3 separate regions of the Homo sapiens genome follow, and regions 2 and 3 are each linked to region 1. Evidence: chromatin loops called from intact Hi-C (ENCODE). Cell type or tissue: CD14-positive monocyte. All regions are shown on one strand. Links, peaks and the distances in the headings refer to the core of each region. The heading gives the core; the rest is flanking DNA.

Region 1 (7,848 bases), core at 1,877-6,876:
CCAAAGCGGGGTGAGGGAATGGTGGGGTCCGCCAGAGGAGTAAGTCATTCTTAAGTGTGTGTTTGGACTCTGCCTTATAAATGCTGGAAGCCACCAAAGGTCTTTGATTGTGCCAGGCATCTTAGGTGTTTGAGGGAGATTAGCTTGGGGAAAATGTACATGAGAGATCGGGGTGGGGGCAGGAGAGGGTGTGCAGCAGGTAGGCCTGTACCCACATTGCTGGGGGCTGGGAAGGAAGGGTGCCGGAAGAAAGCCTGCATTCCCATGGCCCAGGCAGCCAGGCTGCTGTGAAGGGCTGGGAGGTAGAGGGAAGGGCTGACACCCTCAGACTCGGACCCTTCCAGCCTGTACTGAGAAGGGACCAAGCAGTTCCAAGGGTAAGGTGGTTTGGGGGAGCCCAGGCTCTTCCTAAAGGGCAACGTGGAGTCAGAGCCCGGGTGAAGGAGGAGCTCAGATTGGGCCTCAGGTCACACCACTTCATCAGTTGCATGACCTGTGGACTCGGGGATACAGGGAGACACACAGCCATGGAAGTAGCTCTCTGCAGTGATCGGGGGAAAGGTGGCCACTTCTGAACAGCCTGTCACCATGCAGGGCACACTGTTGTGCACTGGGCACTGAGACAGGCCTGGGGGGTCCAGTACCGACTCGGATGGGGGTTACCTTGGACTGACTGGGAGCTGCGGTCACTTGGTGGGGTGATGGGCATGGCCTGTCTTGAGTCTGTGCCTGCCAGGCCCTGAAGATCTCCCTCTGTCTCCCTCTGCAGTGATGGGTCGTTCCCCTATGACTCTGTCCCTTGGCAGCAGAACACCAACCAGCCTCCCGGCTCCCTTTCCGTGGTCACCACGGTTTGGGGAGTAACCAACACATCCCAGAGCCAGGTAAGAGCCTATACTGCCCTCAGCCACAGCTCTTTCTAGGCGGGAGTGTCCCTTGACCCCTGGAGCCATACCAGCCCTCTTCACCCTCACAGGCCTTGCCCTGCTGGAAAGACCAGCTTCCAGGGCACACCCAGCTGTGGACACGTCTCCACCCCTGGCAGGCTCTGCACCCGCCTCAGGAGGGCAGCCTCTATGGACTGTCCCCATCCTAAGGCCTTTCTGGAGGAATGGCATTCATCTGACAGACAGCAAGGGGTTCTTCCCTAGCCCATTTGCTCTGGTAAACAGGAGAACTTCCTCTGTGTTACTGGCTTCAGGGCTCCAAGGTCTGAGGTCTCTGACCCTGGATGTATGGCCTGAGTTGGATTTCATCAAAATATTGTGCCTTGGACTTCTGACAACTCCCTACTCCCCATTGCCCTAGTCAGACCCACCTCCCTCTCATTCCTTCCTCTCTCTTCCACTCCTCCTCTGCCCAGTCAGGGAGTCTCCCACCTGTCTGACCTCTGCCAGCCTTTTCTGTGGCTACATGGAAGGCTCAGGGCTGCTTGTCACCCTGGAGGGAGCCACTGGGCTGACCGGTTGTCGCCTGCTCCTGCTGCCCTCCAGAGCTAGCAGGGTGGGTTCCTCTTGGCCCTCACAGAGCAGCAGCCAGGGGCCTTGGGGCCCCTGTGTGACAAGACGCTGGCATCCAGGCTCGTTTGTGGGGCAGTAGGCTTCATGGCCAGGGCTCTCCCCACGGGTACCTGGTACAAGAGCAGCCTCTTCTCCCTTCACTGGGCTGCGCAGCCCCTGGGGACCGCTTGAACTGGCTTTGTGGGGCTTGGTCATACCCTCAGCTTGTTCCATCACAAGGCTGACGTTCTCATCCCCCACGCCACCTGCCGCCCAGGCCCGCTCCTTATCACCGGTACACTCAGAATAGTTCATCCACCCTCCATTTTTTTCCTCCTCCCTGTTGTCCTGCCTCCACTTTGTTCTTTCTCCCTTTCCCCTCTTCATTTATCCCTCTTCCTCTCCACACTGCCTCGGGTAGCACCTTAGGTGACAACCACTTCTCTGCCCACAGGTCCTTGGGAACCCTATGGCCAATGCCAACAACCCCATGAATCCAGGCGGCAACCCCATGGCGTCGGGCATGACCACCAGCAACCCAGGCCTCAACTCCCCACAGTTTGCGGGGCAGCAGCAGCAGTTCTCAGCCAAGGCTGGCCCCGCTCAGCCCTACATCCAGCAGAGCATGTATGGCCGGCCCAACTACCCCGGCAGCGGGGGCTTTGGGGCCAGGTGAGCAGGGCTGACCTGTGGCAGAAGCCATGGACGCCACCCCTCTTCCTCCTTCCAGTGGGGAGGGACCCACTTAAATCCCAGCTCCACGCTTTCTGCCCTGAGAAGTTATCCTCTGTTGTTACATGAGTTGAAGGGGCTCAGTCATCCCTGGCTCCCAGGGCTGGCCTGCAGATAAGGCGCTGCAGCAGTTGGCCTGTGTTCTGACAGTCGTCAGACTCGTAGAAATAGAGAGGTGACATTCTTACTCCTCAAAACCTCAAAACAACCCTTCTCTAAATTTTGTCTTTAATGAATAGGAAAATATTGAGAAAATCTGGATTGGGAAAGTCGAAGAGCAGGTATAGATGGGGTCCAGTTGCCCAAAGACAGTGAAGCAGTCTGGGAATATCTGCTCTGCCTTGCTGATTGGTGAAAGCAGAACTATGCAGAGACTGCGAGTCCCTTGGCTGGGAAGAAAAGGGCAGGGACTCCCAGGATATGGAGCTCTGGGGAGTGGTGTGAGGCGAGCAGAGGTGCCCATTCTCCTCTTTCCACCCCGCCCTGCCTAAGACCCCCACCTTGGCCTCAGCCCTCACCAGCCCTGGCTGGGTTTCTGGCCTGGGGTTGGCACAGCTATATGACCTGGTGGTTAAACACAGGGATCAGAAACACCTGCAGCTGCAGCCGCAGCTCCGCCATCAATGCTGCAGGGCCTTGGGCAAGTTGCTCAGGTTCTCTGAGACTCAGTGTCCTTCAGAAGATGGGCTCACCAGGGCCCCGACAGCATGCAGTGAGGGTGCAGGCACCCCCAAGGGCTCCAGGAGCACAGCAGCCTGGTCGTTGCCAAGTGGCACAAATGAATGGCTGCCAATCCCAAGAGGCCCCGTCCCCTCTAGGTTCTGGGTACAGCTCCATCATCTCCCTTCCAGCCCACAGCTTGCCCTCAGTTCCCCTCAGATGCAGGCAGTACCTAACTCTTCCACCCTTCTCCCCCTGCAGTTACCCTGGGGGTCCTAACGCCCCCGCAGGCATGGGCATCCCTCCGCACACCAGGCCGCCTGCTGACTTCACTCAGCCCGCGGCAGCCGCTGCAGCAGCGGCAGTGGCAGCAGCAGCAGCCACAGCTACAGCCACAGCCACGGCCACTGTGGCAGCCCTGCAGGAGACACAGAACAAGGATATAAACCAGTATGGACCGGTAAGGGTTCCCACTAATCCTGGTCCAGCCTTGCCCAGCCAGCCAGGCAGACAGCCCTGGGAAACCAGAGTTGGGATGTCAGTGCTTATGGGGCCATGTGTGCTGGGAGAGCTGACTGCATTAGGGTGCATTTGGGCTTTCATGGAAGCATGTGGAGGTCTGTGTGTTTAGAATGGCGCATGTCTAGAATGGGGCGTGTCAGTGTGCTTGGGTGTGGTGGGGTGTATGGGTGCTGGTGTTTGTTCTGTGTGTTGGTGGCTCATGTACAACTGCATATGGGGAAAAGGTTCTACATGGCTCTCTGGGCCCCCAACTCACCAAGGAGTGGGCTCAATGTCTAAAAATAGTCTTGTGACCGGTCTGTCTCCTGGATTGCCTCTGAGACCAGTGCCCTCCTAGTCACCCTATCTGTGGGTCTGCGCAGGCCCCAGTGCTGCTCCCTGACCTTCTGAAGGATGGGTTAGGGGATGAGGAGAGGGGAGCCCCCATAGGAATGCAGAACAGGAGGTGAGGAGGTGGGAACTGCAGGGCAGAGGGGCAGAAGTGGAAGCTGGGCTGAGGCCAACTTTGGGGATGGAGGGTGTGCCTCCACTGGCCCAGGACCAAGGGCAGGGCCAGGGCTTCCAGGAAAGGGGCTGCAGTCTCACTCGGGCTCCTGCCTCCACCCTCATCTACCTCCACCCTCCCATACCCCTCCCTGTCCCTGCACACTTTCCTGGTTTTCTGCCTGCCTCCCTCCCTGGAAATGCTGCCTGTGCATCGGAGTGACCACCTCACCCCACCCCACCCCATCCCCTAACACCCCTGAGCTGCATCTCTCCTGTGCGGCTGCAGAGGGCAGCAGTGAGCCTGGGTGGATCCTGCTCCCCTGGGGCCTGGTTGGTCACCAGTCACTGCCGCACAGGACAGTGCCCCCTCCCCACTCCTCCACCTCCCCAACCCTTCCCTCCCTGCACTTTCAATGCATGTGGCATTTTATTCTTTTTTTTTTCTTCTCCCGTTGAAGGTCTGTTCCTCTTTCCAGATGGGTCCCACCCAGGCGTATAACAGCCAATTCATGAACCAGCCCGGGCCGCGGGGGCCTGCCTCCATGGGGGGCAGCATGAACCCCGCGAGCATGGCGGCTGGCATGACGCCCTCGGGGATGAGCGGCCCTCCCATGGGCATGAACCAGCCCCGGCCGCCCGGCATCAGCCCCTTTGGCACACACGGGCAGCGGATGCCCCAGCAGACCTACCCGGGCCCCCGGCCCCAGTCCCTTCCTATTCAGAACATAAAGAGGCCATACCCTGGAGAGGTGAGTGCAGCAGTGGGAGCCTGGGAGGTGGGAACTGGGACACCTGGGCTTGAAGACATGGGCCGTGGGTACGGCTTTGGAAGGGGTGTGGCTTGGACTCCAGCACACTTGGACAAAGAGGCAGGGGCTTAGGGGTCAGGTGCTCCTGGGTTTGAGACCTGGTTCTGCTGTTTCCCAACTGAAAGACCTCGAGCCAGTCACCCTGCCTCCTAGGGCTGCTTGAGGGACTTGAGGAGGTGTCCGTGAAGTGCTTGGCCCTGGGCTGGCATGTGCCGCCACTCAGCAAGCAGCAGTTCCTCTTACTGTAGTGACTCTTGTCTTGGCTCAGCCACTAACTGGGTGACCTGGGTTTAGTTCCTCCTGCCCACATGAGAGCTTCCCCAACTCCTCTCCAAGAAAGAGAGCTGAGACAAAATGCTTCCAGTCTATAAGGGCTGACCCGTCCGGGAAGTGACTGGAAGGCAGGCAGCGTGTTTCCAGTCTGTAAGGATTGACCTGTTGGGGAAGTGACTGGAAGGCAGAGAGCGTGTTTCCAATCTATAAGGACTGACCCGTTGGGGAAGTGACTGGAAGGCCGGCAGCTGTTTCCAGTCTATAAGGACTGACCCGTCAGGGAAGTGACTGGAAGGCAGACAGCGTGTTTCTTAGCTCTTGTTTCCATCCACACTTGGTCACTGTATAGGAAGTGGCACTGCCTCTTGGGCTGCACAGCCAGCTCAGCCAAGGTGTTGGGGAAGATTTGGGGAAGTAAAACCCACACCTCCTGCCCTCTGGGAAGTGAGGTTTTAGCAGGAAAGAAAAGTTTTTAGCAGAGACTCACCAGGGAATGAAGCATAGCAGACTGCACAGAACTCAATATGAGTCAGAGAAGGCAGGCTTCCTGGAGGGTGTGTCACAAGTAAATCCTCAGAAAATGATGCTGGCAGCAGCTGGCCCATCTGGGTACCCAGGTAAGGATTTAGTTTACCTGCAGAAGACGTAGGGACGTGGCTCTGCAGATGCCCCTCGTGAAGCCCTGGTTGCTCCCCACGACCAAGCCCCTTTTTGAGCAGGGTGTGCCCAGCTCTCTGCCTGCCTCCCTCCCAGCTTGCATGCCCACTCTCAGAGCAGTTTTCTCCTCCTAGCTCCTCTCAGCTCTGTGGCCTTCACCTTGGGTTCACAGCGGCTTTAGATTCCAAAGACCTTAAGTTCCTTGAAGATCTGCACATTTCCCCTCAGTATCCACCTTAGGATGGGCGGGGAGGCTTGGCAACAAGTGGAGGTATTCTGAGTTCAGGAGGGGAGAGAGAGGGGGGGGGGTCAGGGGCTTCCTCATGCATCCAAGAAGCTGGATCAAGCCCCAACCCTCCACCTGGTGGACACTAGTTCAGGGAGGGGCCAGAGAAGGACCATTGGCTCCTGGGTCCTGAGTTTGGGGGAGCCTCAAGCTATTGGCACCTCTCCTGGCACTCAGGCCCCATGCAGTTTCTAGGCCTTTTCTCAGCCACCCTGTGCTCAAAATCCCAGTGTCCCACTGGCTGTGCTGGGGGTGCATCTGTTAGCCCACGCCAAAGGAGGCAATCTCGGATGAGGCTTCAGCAGAATTCCTGGTCATTGGTGTCACCCCTGCACCTGCACCTGTGCCATGCTTATGGCTCTTGCCTGCCTAAAGAGAGCACACCAAAGGCTCTCCATATTTTTACTAAATTAATCATCCTTTTCATAGAGTGCTGCTGCTACCCAGCTACAGCACTGGGTGGTCACAGCCTATGCGGCCTGATCCTGTCTGGAAGACTGGCCTTCCTTCCCCTTGCCATGGCTTGTTCATACAATATTTGAATTGTTGGAGCCTTAGGACAGGGGTTGGGTCATCTGGTCCCACAGAGGACTCTCTTCTCTAGCTTGGTGGGCAGGTAGGCACCAGCTACGTCTTCTATACCTCCTGTGGTGGGTGCCTCACTGTCACCCAGAGCAGCCACCATGTTGCAACAACGTGAGTTGTAGATTCTTCCACACTGACACTTTCTGACATTTATCCCTAAGTCCATCATTCGTTTGTTGAGCAAGTATTAAGGGTATTTTCCCAGGCACTGGGGCACAGCCACCAACAGGACCTCTGGGCAAGAGAGACACTCAGATGGGGAAGAAGAAACCACTGACTCACAGGATGTCATGTGGCCGTGAGGGTCACCTGATTTTCCAGACAGGGAAGGTGGCTGGAGGGTGGTGCTCTCTCCTCTTCTCTAAATTGTCTGTCCCGGGAGAAGTTGTCTTGTTCCTTCACCAACCTGGCTCTCCCACCTCCTGCACAGGTGGCAGGTTGTCGATGGCCCAGAACTGAACACTAGGTGTGTGTTCTGCTCTGAGGGGAGTACGAGGACAATGCCACCCAAGTTCAGCCTTGGAATGCAGGGGCACAGGGGGCTCCTTTCTGGAATTGCATCCTGTTGACTGTGTTCCTCTGTCACATTGGGGTACACATTGGGGAGCACAGCCCTAACCCAGGCACCAGGAGAGACACAAAGGTCGGGGGAGTTAGAATCAGGCCCCTCATAATGGTGTGAGCAAGAGGCTCTGAAAGTGTCCCTGGAGTTCAGGGGCACATGTGCTCCAGGAAGAACGGCCTCAAGGGGAGGTGGCCTATGATCTGGACAGGCAGAACAAAATGCCCCTGGATGTCAGGACGAGAAGGGGCCCAAAGCATTATCTGGTTTTGTGGGTGGGAAACAGCAGGAGCAAATGAGGAGAGGCGGGCCCCATCCCGTTGTTCAGGTGACCTGGCTATGTGACGTTGGCAACATTGAACGTGTTTCCCCTCTCCTTTCTCTCCCACCACAGCCCAACTATGGAAACCAGCAATATGGACCAAACAGCCAGTTCCCCACCCAGCCAGGCCAGTACCCAGCCCCCAACCCCCCGAGGCCACTCACCTCCCCCAACTACCCAGGACAGAGGATGCCCAGCCAGCCGAGCTCCGGGCAGTACCCGCCCCCCACGGTCAACATGGGGCAGTATTACAAGGTGAGTCCCAGCCTCGCCACCACCCACGGGGCCCCTTCCCTCCTAACCACCTCACTCCCCTAACTCCACCGGGATCACTCTGACCCTGCGTGTGTTTGCCCCAAGGACAGCGAGGGGTGGGTGATTTCTGAACGTCCCCATGTGTTCAGGGCGAAGTTCGGTGGCCAGAATGTCAGAGTGGCTTTTCTCAGTTCCTATTC
Region 2 (7,848 bases), core at 1,181-6,180, 54 kb before region 1:
GTATCTGCCTAGCACTTTGCAGTTTGCAGGGCATGCCCTGGACGCTACAGTTGGCAGGAATACAGTGCCAGGATAGACAGCTTGGGGCCGTGGAACAAGCCAGGAGTCTGGGGTTCTAGTCCTGGCTCTACAATTAATATGCCATGTGACTGGAGGCAGTCCCTGCCTCCTCTTTGAACCTCAGTTTCCTCATTTGAAGAGGGAAACAAGGGCCTCTTTACTCTGATGTCGATTGAGCTGGCTTGATTGCAAATGGATAAGTAGAGGCTCTGTCAAGAAAGGGGCTGGAAGGAATAGGCCACACATGGTTTCCAGGCACGATGGGTCCGATGGTGGCTGGGACACCTGGTATAGTAGCCCTGCCTGGTCCTGCAGCCTGGGCCAGAGTGTGTGAGTGGCCCCAAATCTTTTCCCAAAGTGAGCCTCACTTTCTTCCGCTGCAAAGTGGAAGCTTTGTGCTCAGCTGCCTTGTGAGCCTTTGTCTGGGAAGCATCAGGAACAGAATTTGGCTGCTCCAGCCCAGACAGGGAGGTGTGCCGCACAGCCAGGCAGGCAGACAGTCCGGCAGGAAGGCAAACTGCATTTCCAACTGCAGAGAGCTTATGTCAGTCCAACCCTGGGGCCATTCGGAAGCCCCCATCAAAGCTGTGTCCTGGGAGAAGCAATGAAACCCCAGGACTGCTGAGGCACGGACATTCGAGCTGCCGTTGCCGTCTCTTCCCTTCAAAGGCGACTCCAGAAATCAATGGGAAGAGATTCATTAGAGACCTGGGTGGCGCGCTCCCCACCACCTCCAGCAGCCCCTTTGTTAACCAGCCTGAGCTTCCTGTCTGAACAGGCTGCCTGCCCCTGAGAAACAACCCACGTTCTAGGAAGCAGGTCAGAGACCTAGGCTCCGGGCAGGGCAGCAGGGCCACCACACACCCTTAGAGGCTGTGATTGTTCACTGTGCATTCAATCATTCTTGGTTCACTCATTCATTCAGGCAGCTGGTCCTTGTTTCATTCATACAGCTAATATTTATAAAGCATCTGCCTGGCATATTTTAGATACTGTCAATATAACACATCCAAAACAGACTAAAGTCCCAGTTGACATGGAGCTTGCCTTTTAGTGAGGGAGACAGCATTAAACAAGGTAAATAATTGAAATACACCAGCCAACAATGCTAAGGACAAAGCCACGTCAGGAGACTCACAGGCATGTCAGAGGGGGCTGAGTTGTGGTCAGTGTGGTGGCGGGGGCTCCCCAGTCAAGGGGTCCCCCGAGGGAAAGCCTGCAGGATGCGGGGATGTGGGGATGGAGCCAGGGCCACCTGGAGAAGAGCATTCCTGGCAGAACCCTGGAGGTGCATCGGGTGCATTCACAGCTAGAAGGGCATCGAGGCTGGACCAGAGTAAGCCGAGGGGGACTGGAGGGAAATGAGGTCAGAGAGATGACGGAGACTGGAGGCTGGGTCACGCGGGGGGCTCAGCCACAAGGACTTGCATTTTACACCAACGGGGCCAGAGCAACATGAGGAAGGGTCTTAAGCAGAAGAATGTTTTGTGACTTAGGTTTTAACGGATCCTCCATTTTAGTTTGCTAAGGCTGCCATAACAAAGTGCCACACAGCGGGTGGCTTACACAATAGCGATTCACTGTCTCACAGTTCTGGAGACCTAAAAGCCCAGAGGAAGGTGTCAGTAGGGCCAAGGTCCCTCAGAAGGCTCTAGGGAAGGATCTTCTCCAAGGTTCTCTCCTCGCTTCTGGTAGTTTCTTGGCTTGTGGCAACATAACTTCAGTCTTCACGTGGCATTGTCCCTGCATGCATGTCTCTGTGTCTAAACTTCTTTTTATAAGGACACTAGTTCTGATGGATTAGGGCCCACCCTAATGACCTCATCTTAACGTGGTCATCTGCAAAGGCCCTACTTCCTTCCAAATAAAGACACATTCACAGGTTCTGGGGGTTAGGAGTTCAACATTTTTTGTGGGGACACAGTTCACTCCCTAACACCATGGCTTCTCAATTGGTCTTTCCTAGGACCTGGTGTTAGGTGGTCTCACCCTTGTTTTACAAAGGAGGAGGTCGAGGCTCTGAAAGCCTAACAGCTCGTCAGGGCCACCAGCTAGTCAGAACTTGTTTCCTGAGCCTCAGCCTCCAAATCCAGGCTCCTCCCTTCCCTCTGCAGCGCCTCAGTTAGCCAGGAGAGCATGGCCAGTTCCTTCCTGTCTCCGCCCTAGCCCTGGGGGCAGCCCCAAGCCCTACCGGCTCCCCGCTTGCCCCCTCCCCGCTCGGTAGCCTGGGGCTGAGCAGGTAGCTGAGCAGGCTCCTCTGAATGATCATTTTGTGTCTGGTTCACGTGCCCCCTCCCCTCAGAATCCTCTCTTCTCCTCTAGCCTGGCAGGATGCTTTCCTGGAACCCCAGTAACCTTGCCCTTGTAGAACTTCTCGGAGGTACTGAGTGGAGGTGTGGGGCACCGGGTGGTATTGTTTTCAAAATGAAACGATTATAGGATTTGGGTGGAAGCCAAATGCAGACTTCTGGGAATGCAGCCTGGGTCCAGGATGAGTGGCCCTGCTGGAGGATACGCCCAGGAAGGGGAGCGGGGTAGAGTGGCAGGAGGCTAAGAGGCATGGAGGTCTCACTGTGCATCGTGTCCCTGTCCCCCACTCAGGTGGAGCCCCAGCAAACTCAAAATGTCACACAAATGCTTACAAATGCATAGATGCTAAACTCTAAAAAGAAACACAATGAAGCAAGAACTATTTCAGTATTTGTAATGTGGTATGAGGGAAAGAATATAAAACGGAGTTGGGGGCATGAGCTCTCATCACAGCTCTAATTGACTGTGTGACCTGGAGGTCACCTTCCTTCTCTGGATCCTAGACTCCCACCTTGGGAATATGTGATGGTTATCAATGCATACTTTTGAACTGGATTGCCAAGTCATTTAAACCCTTGGGCAAATTGTCTAAACCTCCCTGCGCCTCTGTTTTAGTTTCTGTACAGTGGAAATAGCTCCTGTCAGAAAGGTCTGGTGGTGAGGATTGTTAATACTTGGAAAATGCCTGGAAGTGTGCCTGCCAACCAGCAAGCTCTCAGTAACCATGAGCTGCTTATTACACCAGGAGAGCAGAGGCCAGGATCCTGCTTGGGCCCCTAGCTCTGTGACCCCGTGTGTGGACACAGGAGGGGTTCTGAGGTCTGGTGGGGATGCCTGCATTGGCCAGGAGCTCAACCGCAACTGTCCCTTTCATCTTAAAGACTAAGTGAAGACCTGAGGAGGTTGACCAGGATGAGGGGGGAAAGGGAGTGGGGACAGAGAGAACAGTGTCATAAAGACACATGAGAGTTTATGCCCTGACCCCTCAGAGGTTGGCAGAAGCCCCAGGAAGGGGTCTCTGGAGGCAGAGCCCCTGAGTTGTCTCATGCCCCAGGGCTGCTGTTTGAGCCTTCCTTGGGCAACTGAGCTGGCTGTGTGATAGCTGCTCCATGCCAGGTCCCCGGTATGTGTGCATCCATTTGTTGAATGCCCACTCTATGCTCTACACTCCCACGTGTCCTGAGAAGGACCAGGGATGTGAAGGTGGATGGCCCAGGCAGCTCCCAGGGCCTGAGCTCATGCCTGTCACTCTCACGTGGACACGTGGCTGGGGCCTCCTTGTCCACCTCACCCTCCCTCTGAGCGCCTACGCCCGCATGGGTGACATCTCCGAGTCATAGGATCCTTGCTCAGCCCTGCTGAATCAGCAGACCCTGCCTGAAGAAGAGCTCTGTGTCTCAGAACCCAGCACCCAGCAGAGCCGTCCCTGGCTTCATTGTTCTCCCTCTAAGCGGTCAGAGGGAGCCTGGCTTTTGTATGCTTGTCTTTCCTTGCTAGTGGCCTCTCAGCCCCCAGGCCTCCCACTATGCAAAGCCTTATACAGGAGGTGACCCAGCCCAGAACCACTTTGACCCCTGGGTGACCTACATCCTAGGTGGCTTGATTCTTTTTACTGGGTAATGCTGGGACAGGATCCAGGAAGCCCATCCCTCTGTGGGTAAACAGGGGAGCCCTGGAGAAGGCCCCTGTCTGCGCCCCCAGCTTGACTGGAAGGGTCCCCACCCGCCCCCACCCCAACCCCACCCAGTTGGTCTTGCAGAGGCAGGCTCCGCATGGCAGGCTCCTCCAGCTGGGTAAAGCATCCTCCCTCCCCTTGCTCTCCCGAGCAAGCCACCACTGCCTTCCCGGCTGCAGCGCCGTGATTTATCGGCGGCTCCTCCTCGCCAGGGCCCACGGCAGGAGGAGTTCAAACACCCGCGAGAAAAGCCACCCGCTATTGATCCTCGCGTCAGGCCTCCCAAGCGCTGGCGGGCATTCATCAAGGAGCCGCAGCGCGGGGGCTGCAGCTCGCCCTTTCTTCTTCCTTTCTTCTCTCTCCCAAGTCATTCCCCTGGGGCTATGCCCCCCTTGCCGAGGTCACTCAGAGAGCTCACCAAGTGCCTGTGAGCTGAGGTGGAGAGCGCCTTTGTCTGCGGCCTCTTTGCTGTAGATCCTTATCAAGGGGGTGGAGCGGGCTGCTTTGGGCCCCAGGCTTTTGAGCAAATCTTTGGAAGTTGGAGAAGTGGAGTTGGAACTCGGAACAAGTGGAGAAGGCCCTCTGAAGCAGAGACTGGTTGGAGTGCCCGTATTTCTGTAGACCGGAGGCGTGTAACTAGAAAGAGTTTGCTAACCAAGTGGGCCAGAGAGAGCCTTGAAATTAGCATCTGAAAACCCCAGCTTTGGCCTGAAGGCCTCCCGTGCAGTCTGGTGAATGGATGCTTGAAAACAATTTGTTTTCCTAATTACGTAAATCTAGTGAAGAGTATTTATCTTTTTTTTTTTTTTTTTTTTTTTTTTTGCTTACCTGGGGAAAGTCTAAAATCTCTGGTCTCAAGCCGGAGGAGCGTATATTAATTCTCTTCTCCAGCCCCACCCTATGACTTACCAGAGTGGGTACCTGGGAGAACAGGGAGATGGGGTAGGGAGACTGGCAGGTTGTCTTTATTGAAGTTTCCTGGGCAATGCCACCAGGTCTGTCCCCCTCTGGTATAAACCTCTGCTCAATTCCAGTCCAAATTCTGGCTCAACCTACCAAAGTGGTTTTGCTGAACTCAGCTCCTGGGGCTGGCCACATGGTACCAACACATATAGGATATCTCAAAAATGAATTTGGAAGTCCCAAACATGCGGGTCTTTGGTGGCTCAGAAAGCACTAAGGATCAGATTAGAATAGTGAACTGCCATTGCACAGAATGGGGAAGGGTTTGTGTTCTGGTTATTTCAGATAGTGGCTCTTTGGATTCTGGATAATGGAGGTCCAAGTGTTGACATTGTTAAAAACCAGATTAACAGTAGAAACCAGATCTTAGGTACATCCATCTCAGTGTTCTCTTGGAACACGTGAGCCATATTGTCCCACCACATCTGTTTTCTGGGTGTCATTTGCTGAGCAGTGGGCTTTAGAGTAGGTCAGTCATCTGGAGGATCTGCAGTGGGGAGATGGGCGAGTCTTCACTGGACCCCTGCCTGCGGTGCTGCTTGGGAGGGCAGGGCCCCAGTGAATGTCTCAGTGAGTAAATGACTGTCCCCAAAGAAGCCATAATAACCTACAAGGAGATGAGATGGAGGTGAGGATAAGCAGAGCCTGGAATTTGTGCAAAGCTGAAGGGAAGTCCTTCCCCTGGCTGCCCTGGGGTTGGCCTGCCAGTAAGGGGATGCCAATTAATTTCTCTTGCAGGAAGCTAGTTCGTGTCCAAAAGGCTCAAGTTATGAAGTACGAATTAATCCATTTAACCAGCTTCTCGGAGGGAAAGCCCATGACAACTGCATTTTCAAATGCCATCCTGAAAGCGATATTTCAAGTGGCAGTGGGTGGGATTAGAGCCTGCTAACGATTTATGTCAAACAAGGAGCAAGAACATTATTTCTAGATAAGTGATTTGTCCCAGCAACTTCCAGGGCCGGCAGGAAGGTTTAGGGGCCAGCCAGAGGCTGAGGCTGAGAAGAGGGGATGGAGTCAGGAGATGTCACCTCAAAGGCCAGTGAACCTGGTCAGCTCCCGGTGTTGGCCAGGGCAGCAGGGCACGGCAGTCCAATACAGAGGAGATTTTAAAGACAGTCATGGCTGCCCTTCTTTGGGGATGAATGATGGGGACTCACTTACCTTCCTAAGTGTTTGGGGCAGTTAGGTCACCACACAAGCAACTTTCACAGGCAGGTGGGTGGGGCTGGGGGAGGGAGCTATAAAATACAGTTTCTCCCGAGGGGGTAATGATGACAGGGAGTGCCCACGAAAGAGGAAGGGGCGAAGATCTCTGGAGGTGGGACAGCAGGTGGGCTTCCAGGGGTGTCTAAGGGGCAGAGAGGTGGGGGGTGAGCAAGCGCTGAAAGCCCGGAGCCCTTGCGACAGACTGGCTGGAAGGAAGAGGCCTCGGCCACCACAGGATGCAATGTCAGGAAGGCAGCAGCTCCCGGGGCGGGGCAGGGCCGCGCGCAGCCGCCCCCGGCTTCCCTCCTGCCGCCAGCTCCTGGTCACAGGAACTCCCCGAAGTCGGGGAGCGGGAGCGTACGTGCGCGTGTTCACCCTGTCCTGGGCCCCTCGCTCGGGGAATCCCGGGGGTGCCAGGGCACCCAGGGTCAGGGAAGTAAGATGCCGGGCCGCCTACCTTCTCCACCCCGTAGCCCGTTCCGAAAATCCTTTAAACCGAGATTTAATCTGGATGCCTAGCCCCGCCCTCCCCTCCCCTCCCCTCCCCTCCCCCCGGCCGAGGCCCCCTCCAGTTCAGCTCCCTCCTCCACCCCCTCCCCGCCGTGGACCCTCATTAGCATGCCCACTTGGGAGGATTCGCTGGGGGGCGGGAGACACCCGAAGTCATCCACCGCCAGCGCCTTCCCGGCGGCCTCCTCGGGCGACAGCGCTCCGGGAGCCCCACTCGCACAAGTGTTGCTTCCAATTAATTGCCTGGGCGGGGGAAGGAAAGGGGCCTCGTCGCCGCCCCCGCCCGGAGGCTGGAGTGCTGCTCGTCGGGTCGTGCGTTCGCTCGGCAGCGGCGTGCACCAGCACCACCCCTGCGTGCAAGTTTGAAATGTGAGCTGCCTCCGATTCATACTCGCTCGCGCTCCCTCGCAGCGAAGTGGCTGGGCTGACGGTCTGCGCGCGCGAGTGAGTGCGGGCGGCGGGCTGGGGGGCGGGGTGCGGACGGCGAGGCTCGCGGGGCGGGGAGGGCGCGCGCGAGCCGGGGCTCCCTGGAGACGCCAAGGCAGGTCTGCTCGCCTTTCATCTTCCTCCCGCGCTCCTCCTCCTCCTCCCTCCCCTCCCCCCGCCGCGGCTGGCCTGGCCTCCCCCGGAGCCCCCAGCCCCACGCGGGCACACGCAGGGTGGGTGGTCACGCCCGCAGGGTCCGCGAGCGCGGCGCAGAGCGCGGGCCGTGGGAAGTTTCTCCGGCGCGCCCCGTGCGCCCCCGCCCCCCGCGCGCCCCCGGCCCATCCCCGTCCCTGGAGAGCTGTCGCTTGCGCCCGGGCGCGCGGCTGGCTGCCTCCTCGGCGGCGGCGGCGGCGGCCCCATTAGCGGAGCCTCCGCCTATGATTGGCTTCGCCCGGGAAGCTGGAGACGGGCGATGAATAATTGATGTGTGCGGTGCGGTAGCCGGACGGCGGCGGCGGTGGCGGGCAGCAGCGAGCGGGAGCGCGGGAGCCGGAGCGCCCTCGGAGCGGGCAGCGCGGAGCGAGCGGGCGCCGGACCCGCCCGGGCCCCCGCGCCGCCGCCGCCGCCGGGGCGCGGAGCGGGGATGCAGGCGGCGCCCGCTGCCTGCGCGCAGCCTTTGTTCGGCGCTGGCTGAA
Region 3 (7,848 bases), core at 1,771-6,770, 60 kb after region 1:
GTTGGCTCTGCCCTCCTCTCTCATAGTAGCTGGGAGCCTCAGAGCCAGTGGAAGGCACATGTAAATTTCCCGGAGACTTCCCCACTCCTGGTGCCCAGTGAGGCAGGGTGATGGGCACACAGCCCTTGAGTCCGTGCCCTGCTGGCCAGCACAGCCATGAGCCTGTACTCTTGTCACAGTGCTCAGGTACTGAGGACAGGGAAGGGGAGTGACTTGTCCAGTTACATAGCGAGTTGGGCAGAGCAGACCCAAGAGGTGGGCCAGAGTCTTTATCCCCCTGTTCACTGCTGGGGATGTAGCAGGGATTTTGGCTGGAACGGGTATGACCCTGGAATTGGGGCCTGGCCCTGTTGACCTGTGTTTCTCTTCGACCCTCAGAGAACTTCAGAGCCCTGTGCACTGGTGAGAAGGGCTTCGGCTACAAAGGCTCCACCTTCCACAGGGTGATCCCTTCCTTCATGTGCCAGGTAATGTAGTTTCCTCTTCTGTAAGGGGGGATGAGAGCAGGAGCTGCCTTGTGGGTGTGTGAAGATGCCTGGTATGAGGAAGGTGCTGAGCAGAGCAGCTGCAGTTGCTCTGTCAGCCAGGCTGCCCTCCCTGCATTAGCCCTGTATCCAGGCTTCACTGCACATGGAAGCCCAGCCCCAACCCGCTGCCACTCCAGGTCAGTGGCAGGCCCTGCCCGGGGGACTGGGAGGTGGAGTCTATCAAGAGAGAGCTGGGTTGGGAGATGGATGTGCTGGGGGTGGCCTTGAAGACTTTGAAGAGCCAGCATATTCCAGTGGTCTCTGACCTTGTCCCCTGTGTGCCCCTGAGCACTGGTGTGGGAGATAAGAGAGGGAGAGAGAGAAGTGGAGGAGGCGGAGGAGGAAGACAGGTCCAGGGCAGGAACACACACGCCAGGACTTGGGGCTTCCCTTCCCAGAGAAAGGCATTATTCTCGGTGAAATGAATGTTTTTCGGTCATGTGTCATGCTCAGTTTTCACAAGCATTGGTATTGCTGTGTCAGAGGTTTGGGGGTAGGTGTTGTAGCAGGAGCTTCCTGTGGGTCAGGACCCAGGTGGTGTTGGGGCTGGTCTTCTATTAGCACAGACCTTCAAGATCAGGGATTGGGTGTCCTGGGCAGGCAGAGCCTGGAGGCAGGGGCATGGCTGTCATGACCTCTTTGAAGACCTTCCTGCCTGGAATTCTCTCCCCATTCCCTCCACCCTGACCCAGTGGCCGTCATCGTACCGTGGTAAGTGGCAGCGGGTTGGGACTGGACGTCTATGTGCGGCGAAGCCTGGATACGGGGTGAACACAGGGACGGCAGGCCTGGCCCAGCCCTAAGGCTGATGGTAAAGTAGGAGCTGAGGTGGAAGTCCTGAGCCAGGGTGGGAACTCCAGCGCGGGAGGGCTCCCTGGCACAAGGCGGTGGCACCGGGAGTCCAGACCAGAGTCCTGAGTCATCCGTTGGGAGGGATATCAATTAGGGAGCACCTAATTGACACCTGTGGATGCTTCAGCTGGGCTGGTCAGTTCCCCTCTCTTACCCACGGATCCCATCTCAGGAAAACAGCAGCCAGCCATGGCCTGGGCTGGGCAGCGCTAGGCATAGGGGCTGCTACCAGGCTCTTCTGGCCATGGGTGCCCCATGCAGGTTTGGCCACGGCTGCCTGGGCCTTAGCTGAGGCCTGAGGAAAGATGTCAGCCTTGGGCAGACTCTGTCCTGGGTCTGCAAGGGTTGGGAAAGCTGCTGGGCTGGGTAAGGGGCAGTGCGCGGACAGTGAGGGGACTCGGCCTGGGGAGCTGGTCTGGACCAGCTGCTGGTACTCCCACAGACTAGACTCGGGAACTGGGGGGCCTCTGGCCTCTTCCTTGTTGCCCTCCAGGAGGAGTGGGTTAAATTCTGGGTCACTAAGTATCATCTCAGAATGGCCTTTAGGTCTTTTGAAGATTACTTAAAAATTTGCTCAGACAAAAAGTAAGTCATTTGGAAACAAAGGTAGTTACGGTGACAAAAGATATTTAAGTTTTGTCTTTTTTTTTTTTGCTTATTATTCTTATTATTAGCTCTTATTTTATTGGATGTTTATTGACCCCTTTACCTGAGGGGCGCCAACTGGGTGGGCTTGGGTGGGCTGAGGCTGCTGCCAGCGCCAGGGCCGTGGCCCCCGCCTGCTCCATGGTAGCCACTCAGAAGGTGCTTTGTGCTCACAGGCGGGCGACTTCACCAACCACAATGGCACAGGCGGGAAGTCCATCTACGGAAGCCGCTTTCCTGACGAGAACTTTACACTGAAGCACGTGGGGCCAGGTGAGTGGGGGCCTCCTCTAGGGTGAGTGTCCCCACAGCTCTGACCTGGCCTGGAAGCCCCAGCAGGCCCTGAGAGGCCACATGCAGTCACCGTCCAGTATCTGATGAGTCTCCTTCCTCCCTGCGACACTGTAGGCTGTCTCAGCATTTCTGGCTTGTTGAGTTTCCCTAGAGTTTTCTCATCTCTCAGTTTAAAAAGCAGGGTTTCCTTTGGGAACTTTGTGGAAGAACCTTTAAGCAGAATGGAGGCCCTGGCCACCTCCCTGTTTGTCCTCTGAGTTTCGGGTTGGAAATTCTAGGACACTTAGAATTGTTGCAGAATGGTCCTTAGGTCCTTTGAGGATTATTTAAAATCTTGCTTAGATAAAAAGCAAATGGTTTGGAAGCCAGAGTGGTTATTGTGGCAGCATCGTGTCACCTATAAGACCCAAGGTAGAATGTGGAGATGTCTGGAGGTCAGGTCCTGGGGTCCTGCCCCAGGTCCCGCCCCAGCTCTACCACTGAGAGCTTCCACAAGGCCCTGTCCTCTCAGGCCACCCCACTGAGAACTAGCAGGCAGCAAAGGCAGGCATACCCTGGGGGGCTGGTATCGGGCCCTGGTTCTCCTCTTCTGGGTCCCAGGATCTGCAGACTCGAATGTCCCTGGTGTGGTTTGCACCGTCTGCCCTTTCAAATGCCCTCCCAGGCAGGTGCCTCCAGGGGCAGCGTGGCTCAGCCCTGCTGGTTTTTGCAGGTGTCCTGTCCATGGCTAATGCTGGTCCTAACACCAACGGCTCCCAGTTCTTCATCTGCACCATAAAGACAGACTGGTGAGTTCCCTGCCCCAGGCCCTCTGGGAATGCGGGCAGCCTTGCAGCTGGAGGAGGATTCGTGCACTTTTAGGGGCAGGCAGTTTACAGCCAGGCCTTCTGCTCTGGGACAGTGGCCCTCTCCCAGGCTGTGTGTTTGTATGAGAAAGAGAAAGTTAGTGGAAGGATCAAGGGAGAATTGGGGTTGTTCCTGCAACTCTGTCATGGTTCGGGTTCCCATTGTTGCTGTCACCTGGAATTTTCTGAGTGTGTTCTGCTCACACGCACACACGAAAGGGTTTCTCTACCAGATACATTTGGGAAATGTTGCAAAACATATTATGAGGCCTCAGGAGGGACTGAGTAGAAGCCCACTTGTGTGGTTTTAACCTGGAGTTTCCCAGGCTTGTCTTGACCATGGGCTGAGCCTTGGCAATGCTGCAGCAGACATTTGGATATCAGCAAATTTCCAAATGAAGCCTCTGTATTATCATAAACCTGCAGATAGCCACAGGCCTGTAAGGGCCCTGTTTTCAATGCCCATGGATTTTAGGGATGTCTCTTTCCTGGTACATTTTCCTCTAAGGGATAAATTTCTCTGGCCAGAGTCCCAAATGTCCTAGCCCTGGGGCACCTGGGGATGAACTGGCTGGGAGCTGACTTGGTAAAGCCCATTTCCGAGGATTTTAGGGAGACCTAGGTGGGGCAGACACTAGAAGTGTCCAGCCTCCAAGCCCAAGAGATGTGGCCGGCAGGGCTGGGCAGGTCCTTGCTGGCTCAGCCTGCTCTTTGCTCCTTCATGGGACCCCAGTGGATCCTGCAGTTCTGCTCTTGGCTGGAACCACGCCAGCTTCGCTGGAGCTGGACTGAGCCGCCTTTTACATTATTGGACTCTCTCGGGTTGAGAGCTGCCCAGGACTCCTGCAGTTTCACCACCCTTGTTCCTTTGACTCTTGACTCATCATTCATGACCGTTAACGTGGTTCCATTTGTATGGACTTCTTCTTTCTTCAGAGCATTTCAGTATCCTGTTACCTCCCCATGCAGAACAAAGAATACTCCACTTTTGATAGATGGGGTTACCAGGATTCAGGCTACATGGCCTGAGGCAAGGTCACAACATGAGTGACAGAATGTGTCCTGGAAGCCAGGCATCCTCTGGGGTGTATTTGGGGCGCTCAACAAGGCTTGATCGAGCTTTGGGGGTAGATCTAGCTATTCCATGGGGATTCTTTTCAGAATTGCTGTTTTCGGTAACTAATTCCATGACCAGGTCCATGGCATTGGATGACATTGCGCTACACTGTTGCTCACCCGGGTCACCCGTCCTCACAGGTTGGATGGCAAGCATGTTGTGTTCGGTCACGTCAAAGAGGGCATGGACGTCGTGAAGAAAATAGAATCTTTCGGCTCTAAGAGTGGGAGGACATCCAAGAAGATTGTCATCACAGACTGTGGCCAGTTGAGCTAATCTGTGGCCAGGGTGCTGGCATGGTGGCAGCTGCAAATGTCCATGCACCCAGGTGGCCGCGTTGGGCTGTCAGCCAAGGTGCCTGAAACGATACGTGTGCCCACTCCACTGTCACAGTGTGCCTGAGGAAGGCTGCTAGGGATGTTAGACCTCGGCCAGGACCCACCACATTGCTTCCTAATACCCACCCTTCCTCACGACCTCATTTCTGGGCATCTTTGTGGACATGATGTCACCCACCCCTTGTCAAGCATTGCCTGTGATTGCCCAGCCCAGATTCATCTGTGCCTTGGACATGGTGATGGTGATGGGTTGCCATCCAAGTGAAAGTCTTTTCCTTGACCAAGGGGGACAGTCAGTTTTGCAAAAGGACTCTAATACCTGTTTAATATTGTCTTCCTAATTGGGATAATTTAATTAACAAGATTGACTAGAAGTGAAACTGCAACACTAACTTCCCCGTGCTGTGGTGTGACCTGAGTTGGTGACACAGGCCACAGACCCCAGAGCTTGGCTTTTGAAACACAACTCAGGGCTTTTGTGAAGGTTCCCCCGCTGAGATCTTTCCTCCTGGTTACTGTGAAGCCTGTTGGTTTGCTGCTGTCGTTTTTGAGGAGGGCCCATGGGGGTAGGAGCAGTTGAACCTGGGAACAAACCTCACTTGAGCTGTGCCTAGACAATGTGAATTCCTGTGTTGCTAACAGAAGTGGCCTGTAAGCTCCTGTGCTCCGGAGGGAAGCATTTCCTGGTAGGCTTTGATTTTTCTGTGTGTTAAAGAAATTCAATCTACTCATGATGTGTTATGCATAAAACATTTCTGGAACATGGATTTGTGTTCACCTTAAATGTGAAAATAAATCCTATTTTCTATGGAAGACTGGTACCTGGTTTCTGGAAGAGGGGTCTGTGACTTGGAGCTGATCTTTACTGAGCTCGCCGTGGCAGATGCCATGCTCAGGACGTTCATGTGGATGGTTTCATGTCATCGTGCTGGCAACTTGTCCTCCCTGCCTTAGAGATGAGGCTCAGACAAACGACCTTAGCACCCATAGCCTATGCCATGAGCACTGGCTCCACCCTGAATCCCAGCTCCTCCCCTTAGTGACCCCAAGTCTGTTTCCCTCAGCTGCATAAGGAGGCGATATAGTTTGAATATTTGTCCCCAGCCAAATCTCATGTTGAACTGTAATCCCCAGTGCTGGAGGTGGGGCCTGCTACGAGGTGTTTGGATCATGGGGACGGGTATTTCATGGCTTGGTGCTGTTTTCTTGATGGTGAATTATTGCAAGATACGGTCATTTAAAATTGTGTGGCACCTCCCCCTGCCCCCTTCTTGCTCCTGCTTTCACCATGTGACATGCCTGATCCCCCTTCACCTTTTGCCATGGTCATAAGCTTCCTGAGGCCTCCCTGGAAGCTGAGCAGATGCCAGCACCATGCTTCCTGTACATCCTGCAGAACCATAAGCCAATTAAACCTTTTTAATAATAAATTACTCAGTCTCAAGTATTTTTTTATAGCAATACAAGAATCCTAACACGGGTTAACAATAAGGCCCACCTCGTAGGGTGGTGATCCACGTGAAGTGCATAACGCAGTGTCTGGCGCACCTTCCTAAGCACTCTGGAGTGACAAGGATGATGACCTTTCCCCTGTCAGGGTCTTAGGAAGGAGGAGGGATGCCAGAGCAAAGGAGCCTCCATCATCTGAGGTTAGGAGTGGACTTCCTAGGATAAGCCAGTTCCATTTGGAATTGACTTCTAGGTGTTTCCAAATTCACAGGGAAGGCAGGATTGGAGGTAAGAGCTTCCCTAGGTAGACAGGGCTGTGGTGTGGCCCGGCAGTTGAGTGGTCAGGCAGGCAGTTCTCAGAGGAAATTTGGGCCCTTTTGAGGGCATCTAACAGAATTATTTCTCACTGGGGTTCCCTGAGTGAGGTTATGTGTAGTCTTAGGTTAATGGAGTCACTCTGAGGTCATGGTGACTGGGGTCGGGTCATTTGGAGTCATGGAGAGTTCCCATGAAGTCAGTTTCAGTAGGACAAGTAGTCTTAAAACAATTATCAAGAGCGTTAAGAGTCCTCAAAGCAGACAAGGAGGACACAAGGAGCATGGGCCCCTGAACCCCATTTGCAGTCATAGATGCCCTCCATTTATATTGGGGTTCTGTAAGGGATTTCATTTGAAGAATAGGATCTTGAGCCAAATCATAATTAGTAATTTCTCATCCAGTCCAACACTTTACAGATGGGTAAACTGAGACCCCAAGAGGGATTATGATTGTCCCATGTGACCCTGTGAATCAATTGGCAAAACGGGCTAGAATCCAGGGTTTTTGGCAGTCTGCAGGGATTTCTGTTGGGGGCCTTCGAGAATGCACAGGTGCCTTGGGGGACATATTGCCAAAGGTTCTCAGGCCACACACATTCAGAGCACAACTGATCTCTGAGGTCAAAGCCCACAGCTTCACTCCCTCTGGAGTTTCCTCTTTTGGGGCTTATGTTTAGTCATTGTGTTTCCTTCTTGCTGAGGAGAGTGTGTGTGTGTGCACGCGTGTATGTGTGTGTGTCTATGTGTGTGTATCTCCACCCAGAGAAGTCTAAGGTGAGGTGAGGGTGCACCAAACATGCAGGAATCTCCTAAAAACCGAGTTCCCTGAAAGCAGGGCCGTTCCCTGTGCTGCTCATTCCCTGAGCTCCCTGCACAAAGGCCTGAGCCTAGTCATATTTCTTGCATAAAGCAAGAACATAAGTAATATACAAATAAAATACTGGCTTGTTTCTGGCCAGTGAGCACTCAATACCTCATGCATAAATGAGGCAGTGAGTCTTACACATGCACTCATAGATGTAATCATAAGTGGTGCCATGTACACACGATTTTTAAAAAAAATCTGAAACATCAATTTTATTTTCTGTGATGTGATAGCTTTTCAAAATGATTTCATTGAGGTATATTTACGTACAAGAAAAGTCACTTCAAGTGTACACATCAATGACTTTTGACAAAAGCATATACTAGTAATATCTATCACCAAATTAAGATACAGAATGTTTCCGTCTTTCCAGAAAGTTCTCTCTGTGCCCCTTCCCAGGCAGCCACTGGATCTTATCCCTGTAATTTTGCCTGTTCTAGAACTTTGTAGAAATGGTATTGAGCAGGGTTCACTTTTTCATGTCTGGCTTCTCCAGTGTGGCATGTGTGAGAATGTGTGAGGCTCTAATATGCTTCTGGGTTCTAAAGAATCTTGCTCCATGAAAAGGAATTTCTTAAAGGTTTCGTAGGTCTGGGAAG

The links. Hi-C counts contacts between places; a loop is a spot of excess contacts. Peaks named below come from ENCODE experiments on the same cell type or tissue, not always from the same donor. Only the 100,000 strongest peaks of a DNase experiment are listed, where the experiment ranks them.
Region 2: it touches region 1 in a loop (4-fold over the local background); 19 of 110 quality-filtered maps call a loop at or near these places.
Region 3: it touches region 1 in a loop (3-fold over the local background); 20 of 110 quality-filtered maps call a loop at or near these places.

What each region holds. Positions count from the first base shown.
Region 1 is chr10:79,289,006-79,296,853 of GRCh38, forward strand. ZMIZ1 (zinc finger MIZ-type containing 1) reads left to right here. Exons shown (of 25, transcript NM_020338.4): 9 at 770-884; 10 at 1,954-2,171; 11 at 3,153-3,351; 12 at 4,376-4,648; 13 at 7,466-7,648. Among named protein-coding and RNA genes, the nearest start is that of PPIF, 55 kb to the right of the region's middle. RefSeq lists a silencer at 4,084-4,143 and cis regulatory regions at 4,751-5,512, 4,797-5,627. In CD14-positive monocyte, for the core only: a CTCF peak has its summit at 4,176 (motif pointing right); DNase peaks (open chromatin) are centred at 4,246, 4,936, 5,316 and 6,746; H3K4me3 peaks cover 450 bases; H3K27ac peaks cover 5,000 bases.
Region 2 is chr10:79,235,799-79,243,646 of GRCh38, forward strand. All of the region lies in intron 7 of ZMIZ1 (zinc finger MIZ-type containing 1), which reads left to right. Among named protein-coding and RNA genes, the nearest start is that of PPIF, 110 kb to the right of the region's middle. RefSeq lists enhancers at 605-1,233, 1,234-1,862, 3,749-4,377, 4,378-5,005, 6,046-6,997, cis regulatory regions at 6,289-6,789, 6,868-7,368, 6,925-7,425, 6,934-7,434, 7,830-7,848 and 1 more and silencers at 6,499-6,638, 6,689-6,798, 7,069-7,358, 7,749-7,848. In CD14-positive monocyte, for the core only: no CTCF peak of the experiment used is centred there; DNase peaks (open chromatin) are centred at 1,743 and 3,683; H3K4me3 peaks cover 754 bases; H3K27ac peaks cover 3,808 bases.
Region 3 is chr10:79,349,287-79,357,134 of GRCh38, forward strand. PPIF (peptidylprolyl isomerase F) reads left to right here. Exons shown (of 6, transcript NM_005729.4): 3 at 379-467; 4 at 2,201-2,297; 5 at 3,031-3,106; 6 at 4,421-6,048. The coding sequence ends at 4,556. Among named protein-coding and RNA genes, the nearest start is that of PPIF, 5.7 kb to the left of the region's middle. RefSeq lists enhancers at 1-431, 2,434-2,934 and cis regulatory regions at 3,767-4,742, 3,774-4,728, 4,437-4,937, 4,735-5,235, 4,794-5,294 and 3 more. In CD14-positive monocyte, for the core only: no CTCF peak of the experiment used is centred there; DNase peaks (open chromatin) are centred at 3,395, 4,005, 5,068 and 6,525; H3K4me3 peaks cover 3,235 bases; H3K27ac peaks cover 4,418 bases.